Regions from separate parts of the Mus musculus genome. Here region 2 is linked to region 1. The links are chromatin loops, found by intact Hi-C in ENCODE. Cell type or tissue: heart. All regions are shown on one strand.

What was found. Hi-C counts contacts between places; a loop is a spot of excess contacts. Peaks named below come from ENCODE experiments on the same cell type or tissue, not always from the same donor. Only the 100,000 strongest peaks of a DNase experiment are listed, where the experiment ranks them.
Region 2: a loop joins it to region 1, with 7 times the contacts of the local background. A loop is called at or near these places in 15 of 42 quality-filtered maps.

What each region holds. Positions count from the first base shown.
Region 1 is chr17:47,507,804-47,515,803 of GRCm38, forward strand. It overlaps a transcript of Ccnd3 not described here. Among named protein-coding and RNA genes, the nearest start is that of Taf8, 9.5 kb to the left of the region's middle. In heart, CTCF peaks have their summits at 394 and 3,544 (motif pointing right); DNase peaks (open chromatin) are centred at 318, 3,488, 4,038, 5,758 and 2 weaker places; H3K4me3 peaks cover 1,650 bases; H3K27ac peaks cover 6,531 bases.
Region 2 is chr17:47,606,853-47,614,852 of GRCm38, forward strand. It overlaps Bysl (bystin-like), which reads right to left and starts at 4,640. Exons shown (of 7, transcript NM_016859.3): 1 at 4,055-4,640; 2 at 1-149. The coding sequence starts at 4,319. Gm20517 (predicted gene 20517) reads left to right here and starts at 4,733. Exons shown (of 9, transcript NR_157366.1): 1 at 4,733-4,840; 2 at 6,111-6,265. It overlaps Med20 (mediator complex subunit 20), which reads left to right and starts at 4,733. Exons shown (of 4, transcript NM_020048.4): 1 at 4,733-4,840; 2 at 6,111-6,265. The coding sequence starts at 4,827. In heart, CTCF peaks have their summits at 4,464 and 7,363 (motif pointing right); DNase peaks (open chromatin) are centred at 4,699 and 7,349; H3K4me3 peaks cover 2,856 bases; H3K27ac peaks cover 2,232 bases.

The DNA.
Region 1 (8,000 bases):
ATCAGAAGCCCTCCCTTGGTCTCCACCACACATGCACAGGGTGTGCATACCTACATGTAGGCAAGAAATCCATATGTGTAAAATAAGTAAAAGTTGTTTTTGTTTTGTTTTGTTTTTTGTTTTTTCAAAGAACGTCTAAGCATTGATCCTAAGAAGGGATGGGTGTTGATGTCGGGTTTGAGGGTGAGGGACTAAGGTTGTGAAGTGTATGAATAATGCAAACAAAGTTCCTCTGCGCCCTCCCACCTCTTCCTCTCTGCTCCCAGGGTCTGGGCACAGTGGAACCCTGGGCACGCCCCTTTCCCTCCGCCCTCACTTGTAGAGCAAGAACAGCCTGTACCCTTGAGAAACCACAAGAGGAAGTTTAGGGCGGATTGTGGGTGGGGAAAGTTCTGGGACCTCTGCCAAGTTTCCCTTTCCCTGCTGAACGGTAGGTGTGTTTATTTTGCCCACAGACTTTTAAAGTTTAAATCCTCTGCGTTTCAAAGAGCTGTCAATTCCTGTCCTTGTCCCTGTCCCTGCTGCCGACCTAGGGCACCTTTCCTGCAGTAAGACTGGAGTCTGTGTCTTCTCTGGTCTCAGCCCCTCACTTTCTCCCTAAAGCACCCCTAAAAACCTTTGAACTCTGGGTCATGTGGCTTCAACAACCACTTAGGGGCTCCGTAGTGTTTCTCACCGTAATTCTAGGTGCGCATGTGCGTGCACCTCTGTCCCAGCTTATCATCTTGAAAACCAGCGTCCAGAGAGAGTTCACATAGTCAGACAGCCATGGCTATGTAGAGAGACCCTATACACCAGAAAAGCACAGGCTGTTTTTTCAGATGACCCAGGTTCAATTCCCAGCAACTCACAGTTGTCCATTTGTCACTGCAGTTCAGGGGATTTGATGCCCTTTCCTTCCTTCCTTCCTTCCTTCCTTCCTTCTTTCCTTTCTTTCTTAAATATATATATTTTAAAGATCTATTTATTGTTATATGTAAGTACACTGTAGCTATCTCCAGTCACACCAGAAAAGGGCATTAGCTCTCATTATAGATGGTTGTGAGCCACCATGTGGTTGCTGGGATTTGAACTCAGGACCTTCAGAAGAGGAGTCAGTGCTCTTAACCACTGAGCCTTCTCTTCAGCCCTGAGACCCTTTTTTTTTTTTTTTTTTTTTTTTGAGACAGGGTTTCTCTGTGTAGCCCTGGCTGTCCTGGAACTCACTTTGTAGACCAGGCTGGCCTCGAACTCAGAAATCTGCCTGCCTCTGCCTCCCAGGTGCTGGGATTAAAGGAGTGCCCCACCACCGCCCGGCTCTGAGGTCTTTTTCTTAAGGTCTACAAGTTTTGATCAGGTTTATGTGCTCTGCCACTTTAAGAATTAGGAAGTAGGAAGCAGCTGGTAGTGTCGAGGGAAATCTCAGACTGCAAGCAGACAGCAGCAGACAGAACCAACGGTTGAAGGGCAGGTACTGGGAATGAGGAAACACATGCGGCAGACACACAGAGAAACAGACCCTGCAAGGCAGAGTGCAGACTTGGGAAACAAAAAAATTGAAGGCTGGAGGCCTTTTTAAGTCTCTCAAAAAGTCCTTCTCCCCTAATTTAGGGTTGGTCAATTTGAAAAAAGATAGGATGGTTGATTGGCCTGTAAACCTTCCAGGCTTGAAGTCCATCAGCAGGGGGTCCGGGAGTGGGAGAAGAAACTCAATAAAACTTTTGTTTTAAGCTGCCAGGCTTTTGTCTCAGGTCCTGAGAGTGAAGAAGAGACCTTTCATCTTGGGAATTTGGAATTCACCACCAGTATTACCTAGCTACATCCCCTCACCCTATCTTCCTGCCCACCAGGAGGAAGTCTATGTAACTCTGCTCCTTCTGACCTTCCTGGGCACCAGACACACACACGCACACACACGCACGCACACACACACACACGCACACACACACGCACGCACACGCACACACGCACACGCGCGCACACACACACACACATACACACACACACACACATACACACACACACATACACACACACACACATACACACACACACATACACACACACACATACACACACGCACAGGCACGCACACACGCACAGGCACGCACGCACGCACACACACACACACACACACACACACACACGGTGCACAGACCCAGGTAGAGACAAAACACCAATACACATACAATTTTAAAACAAAAATATAATACGGATGGTACGGTGTGATGTGTGGAGAGGGGGAGGGCTTGGGGTAGAACACAGAGGGAGTCTTTGCAAGTAAATATGTCCCAAGTGCTGGGATTAAAGGCGTGCGCCACCACTGCCGGGCGTATAAGTAATAGTTTTAATTTAAAAGCAAAGGAGAGGGCTGGCGAGATGGCTCAGCGGGTAAGAGCACTGACTGCTCTTCCAAAGGTTCTGAGTTCAAATCCCAGCAACCACATGGTGGCTCACAACCATCCGTAATGAGATCTGACACCCTGTTCTGGAGTGTCTGAAGTCAGCTACAGAGTGCTTACATATAATAAATAAGTAAATCTTTAAAAAACAAAACAACAGCCGGGCGTGGTGGCGCACGCCTTTAATCCCAGCACTTGGGAGGCAGAGACAGGTGGATTTCTGAGTTCGAGGCCAGCCTGGTCTACAAAGTGAGTTCTAAGACAGCCAAGGCTACACAGAGAAACCCTGTCTCGAAAAACCAAAACCAAACCAAACCAAAACAAAAACAAAAGAGAGCTAAGTAGGAAAATAAATAAATGCAGTGGTATTGGAAGTAGTAGTGAATGCTTGTGGTCCCAGCACTCAGGAAGCTGAGGCAGGAGGATCATTGGAAGTTGGAAGGGGCCTAGGCTGTAAAGCTTTCAAGCAAGGCAGCATCAAAAAGTGAAGTTAGACTCCAGAAATTGAAGGAGATACAAGAAGCGTTTAGATGTTTAAGGTAGTTCTGGGATGCATTAGGACGAAACAAAAATGTTTATTTTATTTGTAACTATGTGTCTCTGTGTGTCTGTGTGCATAAATGCAAGGGCCTGAAGTGAGCCACACAGTGTGGGGACTGAACTTGGGTCATCTGCAAGAGCAGGACAAGCTTTTAGCTGGTTCTCTGGCTTTCCAGACCCATACGTTTTTCTTGAGTAGATGGATTTTTTTTGTTTGGTTATGCGTTTTGAATTATTATTATTATTATTATTATTATTGCTTGAGCCTTGCCATATAGCCTCCCCCCAACCCCCGTACTATTGTAAACAGACCTGGCCGTCCTTGAACTTGTAGCAACCCCAGCCTTTTCTTTCTGGGAGCTGGGATTACAGGCATGGAAAGTACCACGCCCACTTGGCAAAAATGTAAGAACTTTCTAACAAATAGCTGTGTGATCCCAGCCTAATGACGTGAGTCCTAGCTACAGGAGTCTAGAGCGCATGCACCTAGGGCCTCTGCCAGAGTGTCAACGCGAAGACTCCACCCCTTTCCGCCTAGAAATTGGGTGACTCACCGAGGCCCCCTTGCGTCATCACTCGGCCTGCCGCTGGCCCCGGCCCATGGTATTCACACTTGGTCCACCAGATGGAGCTATAGCCCAGAGTGTCACTTCAGGGGCCCCCGGATTGGGTGAAGAACCCCACCTGGTCCTTCAGGCGCCAGCTGGTTTCCTGGGACCTCTGTCCCCACCCCATTCCCAGCTGTTTACACAGAGAGCTGTTCTGACCGGACCAGGCAGAATCTCCATAAAATGTGCTCTGGCCCAAGTGTGCAGCGCTGGGAGAAGGTGCTCCTTTGCGCAGGCAGGGGCCCTCCCACAACTCTTCCTGACCTTCCGTCGTCCTTGCCTCCGAGGGACCCAAGTGTCAGCAGGCGCCAGCACATTTTCAGGGAAGCTACTCTGGAATGACCCTTCCTACCTTTCAAAGGGTCTAACACTTACATTGTTGCCTGTTAAGGGCCTCGGAAGCCACACCTTTCTGAAAGAATTAGTTCTCCCTTGTTGGGTAAAATTCCCCAGCAGCCTCTCCTGAGGTTAGAAAGCAGAGACTTAGCCATGCCTCTTTGAAGGTGGGGCTGGTTCTTCCTGTATCCGGGCCAGATCTTATTGCAGCCGGTCAGACCCGTTAAGGGCTATTGCTTGCTTGGCTTGATGGCGCAGGCCTTTAGTCTCAGCACTAGGAAGGCAGAGGCAGGTGGATCTCTGGGAATTTGAAGCCAGCCTGGCCTCCATGGCAAGCTCAGGCCTGCCAGGACTACTGGGCAAGAGCTTGTTTCAGAGACAGAGACAGAGAACTAAGAAGGCCTTACGGTCAGTGGGCTACAGGACACAGCAGACTCGGCCCACAGTGAGCAAGATGGCCACAGTGAACAGCCCTGGAACAGAGTCTGGCTAGTATTTCCAAAGACTTAATAATTCATTCTTTCCTAACCACCGTCAGCTCAAGGGACATAGGAGACAGGCCAAGAAGCCGCTGCACAGAGAAGTTAAGCTTCTTGCTAAGTTTCACACAGCTCAGCTGGCAGACTGATAGGGCTGTTTGGCATCAAATGGGGATTCACCATCCATTTTCATTCTATGGTGGTCGGGCCAGAGAGCAGTCCCTATGGATAAGCTGCCTGGCTTGGTTCTTGCTAGGTTCCTTTCTGGTGTCTGTTTCCTCACCTGTGACCCTTCCCTCATGGTGGCTAGTACCAGCTAAATGTTTACTATATGCTAAGGAGCATCTTAATGGCCTCACAGCCCAATGAAGCAAGCACACACGCTTGCGTGTGTGTGTGTGTGTGTGTGTGTGTGTGTGTGTGTGTGTCTGTGTGTGTCTGTGTGTCTGTGTGTCTGTGTGTCTGTGTGTGTCTGTGTGTATGCTGAGGCTCAAACCTAGGCCTTTGTACATATTGGCAAGTACTCTGTCACTCAGCTACATCCCAGGCAAGACAGGCATTATTCTGCCTTTGCAGGTGAGGAAACGAGGCATAGGATATGGCTGGGTAAAGAGTCTAACCTGCATTCGACTTAAGAGATAATACGAAGTCCTGCCCTGGGCCAGGCAGGCCATGGCTTCTGATGAGTGATAGTTACTGTCTTCTTGACAGCAGAAGTCATTTTCCAGCCTCTACTCCTTAGGGTGGGCATGGGGGTTAATCCCAAACCAGTTTTGGTTTCTTTCTTCATCATCTCGCCTATGACTCCATCTCTCTCTCTCTCACACACACACATATAAACACACACACTTTTTATTTTTTGATACAAGACCTTACTATGCAATTCTGACTGACCTGAAACTCCCTTTTTTAGACCAGGCTGGTCTTGAACTCATAGTGCCTGCCTCCGACTCCCTGGTACTAAGATTAGAAGTATGTGTGCTACTTCTCTTCAGCATGGGTTTTGTTTTGTTTAAGACATGGTTTCACGTAGCCCAGGCTAGCCTTACGCTTCTTCCGCAGTCAAGGATGACCTTGAATTTCTGATCCTCCTCCCTCTCCCTCCCAAGGGCTAAGGTTACAAGGCATGCGCTACCAGACCTAGTTTAAATGGTGCTGCAGATGGATCCCAGGGCTTGGTGTGTGCTCAGCAAATGCTCTACCACCCAGCCCGAGCTCTGGCCTCACAGCCCTTTTTCCTCTAGAGTAAAAATAGACCTGAAAGTTTTGGCCTTTGGGGAGAAGGTTGGACAGAGTCCTTGAAGTTGGGGCAATCCCAGAACCTCCCGATTCTGGCCCCAGCATTTTCTGCTCCAGCCCACCCTCCTCCGGATCTCTGCTCCCTTCTCTCCAGGCTGCTCCTCCCTGCCCCTCCCCTGGGCTCTCTTGAGTTCTGGGAAAGGAAGTCAGGGCCGGGGCCTCAAGACACATGCAGGCCTTGAGCATCAACTTAAGCTCCAGCTGGAGGAGGGGGGCCCTGCTAGGGGAGGAGAGGGCACCTGTAGGTCCCATCCGCCTGTCCCTTGAAGATTTCTGTCTGCTGTCACAGAATCTTTCCTGAGCTCATTTTCAGAGCTTGCTGTGATTGGAGCCCAATTTGAATGAGACCCTGGGAGGGGTTGGATCTTTAGCAAGAGAACCACACCAAGATGTCTTGGGGACCTTAGGAAGGGAAGGCTCTTTGCACTCAGTGGCTCAGAAGGCTGCCTCTTATTTCCTCTCTGTTCTCCCCTCCTCCTAAGACATGTCCCGTACAGACCCACGAACCACAGTGGGAAGGGTCTTGGGGGTCACGGGCCTTCAGATATACTAGATGACCAAGCAAGAGCAGACACTTAGTACAGTCCCTAAGTCCTCCCTTCTTCCCAGTCAGCTGGTACCTGCTGGTCCTAGGGCCAGCATCTGTCTTTTCTTTGATTGACTTAGTCCACAAGACCAACCAAATCTGCCTCTCAGATCTCTGGATCTCTGGAGAGATAGTCTTTTTTTGAGTCGGCTCAGACTTAGTATAACCACTGAACTTGACTTTGGTACCTCTGGGTGGTCCTCAGAAAGTTTCCTCAGACAAAACTGCTGGGAGTCCTTTTGGGTGTTCCTCATGAGCATATACTGTATACATTTTCTTTCTTTAAAAAAACATATATGTATGTATGTGTGTGTGTGTATATATTCATATGTGTATATATATGTATATGTATATACATACACATACACAGAGTGTGTGGTGTGTGTGTGGGCAAAGTGTATGAAGTGTATGGGAGCCTGTGCTTGGAGGTCAGAGTTCAGTTTACACAAGGTGTTATTCTCCTTCCATTTGTATGTTTATTAACTCGATTATTACTTATTCTTCACACTCATCCTACAAGGAGCTGGAGGATGTTGTTCAGTTGGACGAGACCTGGCATAAGGTATCTCTGGGTTCAGTCTTCAGGAACACAAAAAACTGGATGTGGCCCATGACTGTAACCAGTGCTCCGGAAGTACAGGCAGGAGAAGTTCAAGGTCACCCTTGGACTTGGGGCCAGTCTGGGATGCATAGAACCCTGTCTCAGAAAAGAAAAACAGTACAAAAGGCTGGAAGATGGCTGGCTCAGTCAGTGCAGTGTTTGGCTCACAAGCATGAAGGTGTGAATTTGAGCCTCACAACACGTATGCAAATTCCTTATGTGCCATCTAGTGCCAAGGAGGCAGAGACAGAATCCTAGGGCTTCCCTGGTCAGCCAGTTAGCCCAGGTGGCGATCGATCTCCAGGCCATTGAGAGATCCTGCCTCAGAAGAGCAGTTGACTGTCCTGAGACTGACACCCAGGATTGTCCAGTGTCCGGCACGTGTGTAATACATACATGCACATGTGTGCACATACATGCACATGTAATAGGCAGGTGCTGGGGTTTCTTACTTCACACATGAAGAATGGAAGTTCACAGGCCAAACAGCTGAACTCATGGTCAGTATTGAGAGCCCAATGCCAAGAGCCCTGGTGGCTCACGCCTTTTATCCCAATACGAGGGGAGGCAGAGCCAGATGGACCTCTATGAGTTTGAGGCCAGCTTGGTTGGCATGTGTATGTCCCATCGGGGGTGTGAGATATGATACTAGGTTCCTATTGAGACAGTGCCTTATACATAGTCTTGGGGGTAGTAACACAGAGGGTGGGGCTTCTGAACTGGTTGTGAGTGACATGCACATGTGTCTTGGAAGTAGTGGTGGTAGGGAGTATGTTTTCCCACCACTCATAGCATACGAGGGCCTCCTGCATCCTGGATCCCTTAGGTCTCTTAGCCAGAGCCCCAGCAACATCAACTAAGCCAAACCAGATGGAATAAGGATGTCTTGGCCTTGCCCCAGCAGGAAGGTCAGGTATCACAGAGGACCCAGGAAGCAGGAGCGTGTGATGGTAGATGTGAGCTTAGCTAGGTGGAGCTGGGGCTCTGACCTATCTGTGGAGCCCTGGATGAATCAGCCAGACCACAGCCACCCAACTGAAACGAAGGTGCAGACATTTTCTTCTGACCCCCTCCCCCTCCAACGTTCATTTCCTTTTTTCCTTGGGCTTTCCCGTGACAGCTTTACTGGGGTGTGGCACTGGGGCAGTGGCTGGGGGTACAACTCAAGTT
Region 2 (8,000 bases), 99 kb after region 1:
CTTGTTCATGAACATTTCAATGGCACGCTCATCTTCAGGGTCCACGATCACCTCTGCCTGGTGGTCCACCCCGGCCATTTTGGCTGCCTTCTCCAGGGTAGGCCACTCCTCATCCTCCTCATCTGATCCATCCTGTGGCAATCCCGGCCCTACAAGATAATCCCAGCCGCAGGGGCTTGTGAGTCAGTTCCCCATTCCACGTACAGCACACCCAGGGAGCAGGAGGGACACCTGCAGAGGGACTATCCTTTTGTCCCCAGAGACTTGGAATCTTGATAGAAAATACAGCACACGAAGCGAGAGATGATAAGGCCAGTAAAGACTGGATGACATGTCCCCTCAGTGAATGGATGACATGTCCCCCCTCAATGACCAAGAAGGATCCATTCTATACTACACACATGTAACCTGGTCTGTCCAGATGACCTCAAGGAATAGGTACTGTTGCTATACCCAGTTCAAACCGGGGCAGAAGAGTTGATGTGCCCACAGTAGGTAGGCACTGTGGGTCCTGACTTCCCACTATGTTGCTTGCACAGTGGAACTGCATCATGTGCTGAAACTAAAACCATGGTGGAGGCAGTGTGCACCTCAGGCACTTGGATGAGTACAGAGGCTGAGGAGGCTCTGGATGGGCAGTCTGGGAGCAAGAGCATGCTCCACGTCCTGGAAAGTAATGCTGTTAGAGTGTTGGGCACTAAGGAGCCAGAAAGGAAACGGAAAGCCAACCTGGAAGGCTCTAAGGCTGGGCAGTGGCATTCGGACTCTGATCAACCAACACATTTAAGTTACTGGCTTAGGTAGTCGAGGATGACTTGGGAGTTCCTTGTTCTCGCGCCTCCACTTTCCAAACACGCACCACAGTGCTGAAGGCTGAGCTTCTGATGTTGGGTTAATCCCGTGTGTTCCATGTAAAGGCTGCCTGTGTACTATTCACATGTTAATCTTTGTTCCAGCAGAGAGCTGAGTACAGTCGGCATTGGTTTTTTTTTTTAATGAAGCATCACCTGTCTCAGTGTTGTGGAAACTTCTTCTCCATCACCTTCTGATTGGTTTAATCAAAAGCTGAGTGGCCCATAGCAGGGCTGGAAAGGATAGGCGGGACTTCTGGGCAGAGATAGGAACTCTGGGAAAGAAATCAGATGTGAGGGGACTCAACAGCCAGACACAGAGGAAGAAACACGTGCTGTTACTGAAGAGCAGTAACGAGCCCCGTGGTTGAATGTAGACTAGTATAAAGCAATTATGTTGTATCAGCGAGTTCGGAACAAGGCAGCTAAGGCCAAGCTTTCATAACTAATAAGAGGTCTCTGTGTCCTCACTTGGGTGATAGGTGGGTTGAGCCATTCCTGCCACATCCTGAGGTCCTGACCATGGAGTCTTGGCTGGGTACTTCCTGAGTGCTGGGATTAAAGTCATGTGCCAATACACCGGGCTGACTTTTGAAATACCGCACATAGCTGGCAAGGCAGTTGGGAAAGAGTCTAATAAACCAAAGTAGTTGAATTATTACCATAGCAACAGATCAGTTGCTATGGAAGTGGACTAAGGGTATATTATATAGAGCTCCAGAGAGTACACAGAGCATACCCAGTGAGAGCCAAGGTTGTTTGTTTTAGGTTTATTTTACTTTTAATGTTTGAGTGCTGACTGCACGTATGTCTGTGCACAAGTGTGCCTGGTGTCTAATGACATCAGAAGATGGCATTTGATCCCTTGCAAATGGAGTTACAGACAGCTATAGCCTGCCATATGAATGCCAGAAACCAAACTTGGGTTTTCTGCAAGAACAAGTGTTCTGAAGAGCTGAGGACCAACTCTTGAGAGTTTTCCTCTGTTCTCTACACACATCATGCCACGCACATGCACACAAAATACATGTTAAACAAAGGAAGACAAGAGCTATGAAATACGACGTAGGGAAAAGAGAGAAAATCAGGAGACAGTCACTGACATTTGTGTGGTGTTTTGTTGTTGTGATCATTTGCTTTTTGTATATGAGTGAACCCTGCATCATGGAAGTGACTCTTGGGAGCTGATGACCTTGTTTTTGAAACAGGATTTGACTGGGACCTGGGGATAGCTGATTAGGCTAGACTGGTTGCCCAGTAGGCCCAAGAGATCTGTCTTCTACACTGTAGCTCAGAAACTACAAGCTGCTGTGAGTGGAAGTCAGGGCTCATGCTCTCTCAAAGCATGGACCTCACCAGCTGTGAGCATTATCTTATCCTGTCCCTAGCTTGTGGTCAGACCTGAAACAGAGACAGACCAGACAGGACGCCATCAATCTCTAGCTGCTGAATGGACCACAGAGGTCACAGAATTCAAAGCACGATGTTTCCACAGTGATCCAGGGGAGAGACCCTGGTAGCTTAATCAGGGAGTGTCTCAGGTGAATGGAAAGTGGTCTGGCTCTGAAATACTCTAAAGACAACATCACCAGGATTTACTTTGAAGTGAGAAAGAGGAAGCCTGGACTCTGACTGGAGCAGTGGAGCTAATGTGCTAACAACCTCCAAGTAGCAAACAGAGAGCAAGTTTGGGAAGGAAGTCACAACTTCTGTTTTAGATGCAATCTTCTTCTTTTATTTTTTTTTTTCCTTCTCCGAGACAGGGCTTCTCTAGGTAGCCTTGGCTGTCCTGGAACTCACTTTGTAGACCAGGCTGTCCTTGAACTCAGAAATCCACCTGCCTCTGCCTTGTAAGTGCTGGGATTAAAGGCGTGCGCCACCACTGCCCTGCTTGGACGCAATCTTACTAGAGTTAGATACTAGTATTCAACTTGGAGATGTCAGGTAGACCACTGGATATAAAGATGTGAGCTTTCTTGGACGAACTCTGAGGGAGAAAAAACTGGAAGTAGCTGTCAAACAAATGGCCTCAAAGTGAAATTCCCTGACGACACCACAGAAGGACCGTCAAACCTTGTCTTGGTCACCCAGCAAGTTCAAGTCCAGCCTGAACAACTTAACGAGACTCAGTCTCAGAGTTAAAAAAAAAAAGTTATTTTAAGGGCAGGTGTGGTGTCACCCACCTATCATGCCACCACATGGAAAACAGAGGCAAGATCAGGAGTTCAAGGTCAGCCTCCCCTACAGCATTAGATGCCATCCCAGGCTCCATGAGCCCTTACTTTAAAAAAAACTAAAAGAAACAGAAAAAGCTGCTGTAGGCCCAAAACCATGTTCAAATGTGTCAATATTGCTTTTTAGGAGAAATAAGAATGGAAGATTAAGCAACTGGGAGGTGAACAACAATTCCTCCCCAGTGAGACAGGTGGCAGTACCCACCCCTCTTCCCCCTTTTAGCCCGTAAACAATACTGTTTCCCCTCCCCTGTCGCTGGGACAGGGACAGTCCCCACTTGCTTTTCAGGTCTTATTCGAAGGACATGAAATCTGGGATACCCACCATGTAGAATTAATGTTCATCTGCTTTTTTGTTTAAATAGAAATATCATCACTTTTTTCCTCTCTCTTGAGAGACAGGGCTCGTTAATCTGAAATTTACTATATAGCCAAGAAGGTCTTCTGCCTTGCTTCTCGAGTGCTGGGATTACAGGTGAGCCTCGCCACTCCTGCTTGGAATATGTAACTCTATTTAATGGGTGCCTTGAGCTAGACTTCCGGTGTTATCAGGAGGAACGAATATCTTATTTCTGTATCAAAACTGCCTAAAAACTTAACACAGCTCAAAACATTATGCAGGCAGTCCACAAATACTTCAAACGCCCAGAGGATAAATAAATAAATGCTAGACCACCAGGTGGTGGTGGTACCCGCCTTTACTTGGGAGGCAGAGGCAGGCAGCTTTATGAGTTCGAGGCCAGCCTGGTCTACAAAGTGAGTTCCAGGACAGCCAGGGCTATACAGAGAAACCCTGTCTCGAAAAAAACCTAAAATAAAATAATGCTAGAACTGGTGTGAGAGATCACTTTTCGTTGGCTTAACTCTGAATTCTGGAATTCAGGAGTGGAAGTGGAGGAACACGCCGGTAAAGTATTCTGATGGGGTGTCAGACCGGCCCAACTCACGACTCCACCCCTTGTCACTCACCCAGCCGCGTGGCGCGCTCTCGCGGTGGTGCTGACCGATCACCAGCCCCATGGTCAGTTTCGAGCTCCTCCTGCTGTTGTCTGGCTTGCTGCAAAATCCGTCTGCTTAGCCGGGGTCCCACATACTCTTCCTCCTCTTCGACCTCACGCCCCCGCCGTTTTTCTCGGGTCCCCGCGCGCACTGCGTTCCCAGCCAGGATCTGCTCGGCCAGAGGTGCATGCTTCTCCCGATTGCTGGCCCCACGTGTCACCTTGAATTTGGGCATTTTGGCCGAAAAAATTGCCCACCAGGTTCACACGTGTGAAGCCGGCTAAAAAGCCGATACTGCGCTTGCGCTGTGTGTTCCGATCGCCAAGAGGCCACTGAGAGATCACAGTGCCCCCCAGCGTTAGGAGGCCGGAAGTTCCTCATCTATTACTCTCAGGAAGAGCTTCGGGACCTATAGCAGGAGCCCCCAAATTCTCAGGTAATCTCATTAGAAAGGTGGATGTCCAAGTCACCCTTTTCCAGAATTCATGAAAGTAGCCTAGGGCGTCCTGTCAACCCGTTGGACGCCTTGGGGGCGGAGCCGAGTCGATGACGTTCTAGAAATGTCACCACTGGGTACCAGAGATGGCGCTCCCTGTGGGCGTGTCGCCGCGGCGCTCAGTATTTGCGCATTTCCGGCGGTCGATCAACGACTGCTTCCTGTGTTTAGGGGGCCGCCGTTCGCGTGAAGGTCTGGAGTCTCTGAGTTCGAGGGTTTGGAGGCGCCACCTTTTGATCCTTCGCTATGGGAGTGACGTGGTAGGACTTGAAGGGCTTCTGTGGTGACGGAGCATATAGGGTCGTGAAGGTGTCTGTGGGCCTGTGATGGCCCGGGGAAAGGGATTTTGACCGAGGTTCTCGGTTCCTCGGGGGGCTGACCAAGATGTCTTCCGGTTGTGTGGATGGGGGACACTGCGTGGGACTTCTCTCTTCCCAGACACACCCCTTTGGCAAAGGGAGCAGCGCATCCCTAGGACCCGCCAGGAGTTGTACCTTTTTCTTGGTACCTCTTCCTGTCCTTGAGGCCTTGTAGTGTCGCTACTAGCACCCAAAGGTTAGAAATAGGGTTTCTAGATTAGGAGTTGTTCGCAGAAAGGGATAAGAGTGGCGCGAGGAGAAAGTGACTTTTCTATTTTGCTTGCAGTTACAGACTTTGAATTGGCCATTTTAAGGTGTTGGGGCTAGTGACAGAGGTAGGAGGAAAGGAGCGGTTGGGAGTTTGGAGTTCGGAGTACCAGGCAGAGACAATTTTTCGAGCTGGGTGTCTCACTGTGTAGGCTTGGGAGGCCCGGAACTCACTCTGTAGAACAGGCTGGACTCGAATTCACAGAGATCCACCTGCCTCTCTCTGCCTCTCAAGCGCACGGATGAAACGGACGCGAGCCACCATCGCCTGGGCTTCAGACAGTTTTGATTGACTTTTATCTTAAACATGTTTGAAGTCTCACTTGATAAAAAGGCAGTTGGTAAGGTTTGGGCACCGTGCTTTTCTGGGTATTAATTTTAAAGTACTCGGCCTCAGCACTTAAAAGTCTTGGTAGTGGTGTGCTTCTTTCCAGTTAAAGAAGCTTGGAGGCCAGGGGCCACAGGTCTGCCCTGTGAAAGGAAGGCTCTTGCCACAGTTGACACTAGGAGCCTCATCTCATACTTCTACCCTACTGTAAAGAATGCCTGTGAGCAATGAAGACAGATCACAGCAGAGTCATTTAGAGTTCAGTTTCCCTGTTTGCAGTAAGTTGATACAGGACAGGGCCTTTCCTGGGGCCTTTGGAAGAGTCAGGCAATCCATCTGAGGGCTGATGCCTTTGATTCCAACATTTGGGAGGCAGAGTCAGGCAAGTTTCTGTGAATTCCAGGCCAGCCTGGTCTACCAAGTGAGTTCCAGGAACTCTTGGGGACTGATGGGTGGGGATCAGAGATGTCTAAGTAACTCCTAGCCCTGCTGATCCGTTACCTGTTGGGGAATTGAGTGGCTTAGCCAGAAGCTCTGTGTCTCTGGACCCTGCTGACTTGGCGTTGTGTTTCTCAGTGTGTCCCAGATGCCTGTGGCTGAGGGCAAGAGTCTCCAGCAGACAGTGGAGCTCCTCACCAAGAAACTGGAGATGCTTGGAGCAGAGAAACAAGGGACATTTTGTGTGGACTGTGAGACTTACCACACAGCTGCCTCTACCCTGGGCAGCCAAGGTCAGTAGATGGCTGAGAGCAGATGGGAGGAGCATGGCTTAGAGTATTTACGTTAATGGATCTGCTTGCTTTTCTGTCAAGGGTAGCGGTCCTGACTGAGGCAGGATGTGTTTGTGGCCTCATTCGTTCTTGGTCCATCTTATATTATGGTGGTCAGTTTGCAGTTTGATCTATTTGTTTAAAGATTTGTTTTTATTTTCAAATGTGTGTGTGTACAAGCACTTGTGCCCCTGTGTGTGGCTATATGCACACAAGTGTGGGTGCTTATGGAGGCTAGAGGTATCAGATCCTCTGGAGCTAGAGTCACAGGTAGTTATGAGCTTTCTGCTGATATGGGTACTGGGAACTAAACTTGGGTTCAAGGCCAGCCTAGGCTAGAGACTGAGAACCTTTCTTAGGAAACAAGAATTGTACACAATAACGGGAAGCACTTACTTCATTAAAGAATAGTGTTGGGGCTGAAGCAGCTCAGCAGTTGAGAACACTGGCTGGTTTTCTAGAAGCCAGGGTTTCATTCCCAGAGCCCATATGGCAGCTCACAGTTTTTGACTCTAGTCCTAGGGAATCCAGTGCCCAGTGCCCATAGTCTCTGGATACACTGTAGCTATACAGATGGTTGTGAGTCTTCATGTGGTTGTTGGGAATTGAATTTAGGACCTCTGCTCCGGTCGGCCGTGCTTGCTCAGGTCCAAAGATTTATTTATTAAGTACACTGTTACTGTCTTCAGACACACCAGAAGAGGGCATCAAATCTCATTATGCGTGATTGTGAGCCACCTTGTGGTTGCTGGGATTTGAACTCAGTACCTTCAGAAGAGCAGTCAGTGCTCTTGCTCGCTGAGCCATCTTGGCAGCTCACTCACATAGTCTTTGGCTGCCTTTGCAAAGTTTCAAGGCAGTACAACTTGATGTGGTATGATCCAGGTATGTAATTACAGTGTATAACCTGAGACAGAATAAGGTCAGCTTTGAGTGGCTCTGAGAGCTGGCATATTTTAAACTGGATTTTCAAAGCGATGAAAGATGTGAATTGGCAGTGTAGACAGAAGGGATGGGAGTTGGAGGTTCAGTGTAGAGCCTGCCTAATTCAGCAGGGGGCAGCAGAGAGGCCAGGGCAGTACAGGGAAGGCCCTGAATTGCTCCCCAATCCTGCAGTCTTTCTCCTCTTCCCATCACTACACTTTTTTTTTAAAAAAGGATTTATTTATATTTTATTTTGTTTGTTTTTAGACAGGGTCTCACTATGTAGCTCTAGCTGTCCTGGAACTCACTCTGTAGATGGGAGTGGCCTCAGATTCACAGAGATCCATCTCCTAGTGCTGGAACTAAATGCACATCATTACACCTGACTTTATTTTATTTCTGGGGCTGGGTGCTGTGGAGGGAAGTCAGAAAGGAGCTGGAGTTACAGGCCCTTGTGGACAACCCAGTGTGGATGGTGAACTCTGTTCTGTCAGAAGTGAGTGGTCAGAACCATTGAGCCATCTCACCAGCCTCTTGTTAGACTTTTATTTCTTTTTTTTGTTCTTGTGTTTTTGAGACAGAGTTTCTATGTGTATCCCTGGCTATCCTGCAACTCTCTCTTTGTAGACTAGGCTGGGATCACAGAGATCAGACTGCCTCTGCCTCCTGACTCCTGAGCGCTGGGATTAAAGGTGTGCACCCACCACTGCCTGGCTTTTGTTATGCCCTTAACCCCGCTAGAGTTTGTGGTTTTTCGAGACAGGGTTTCTCT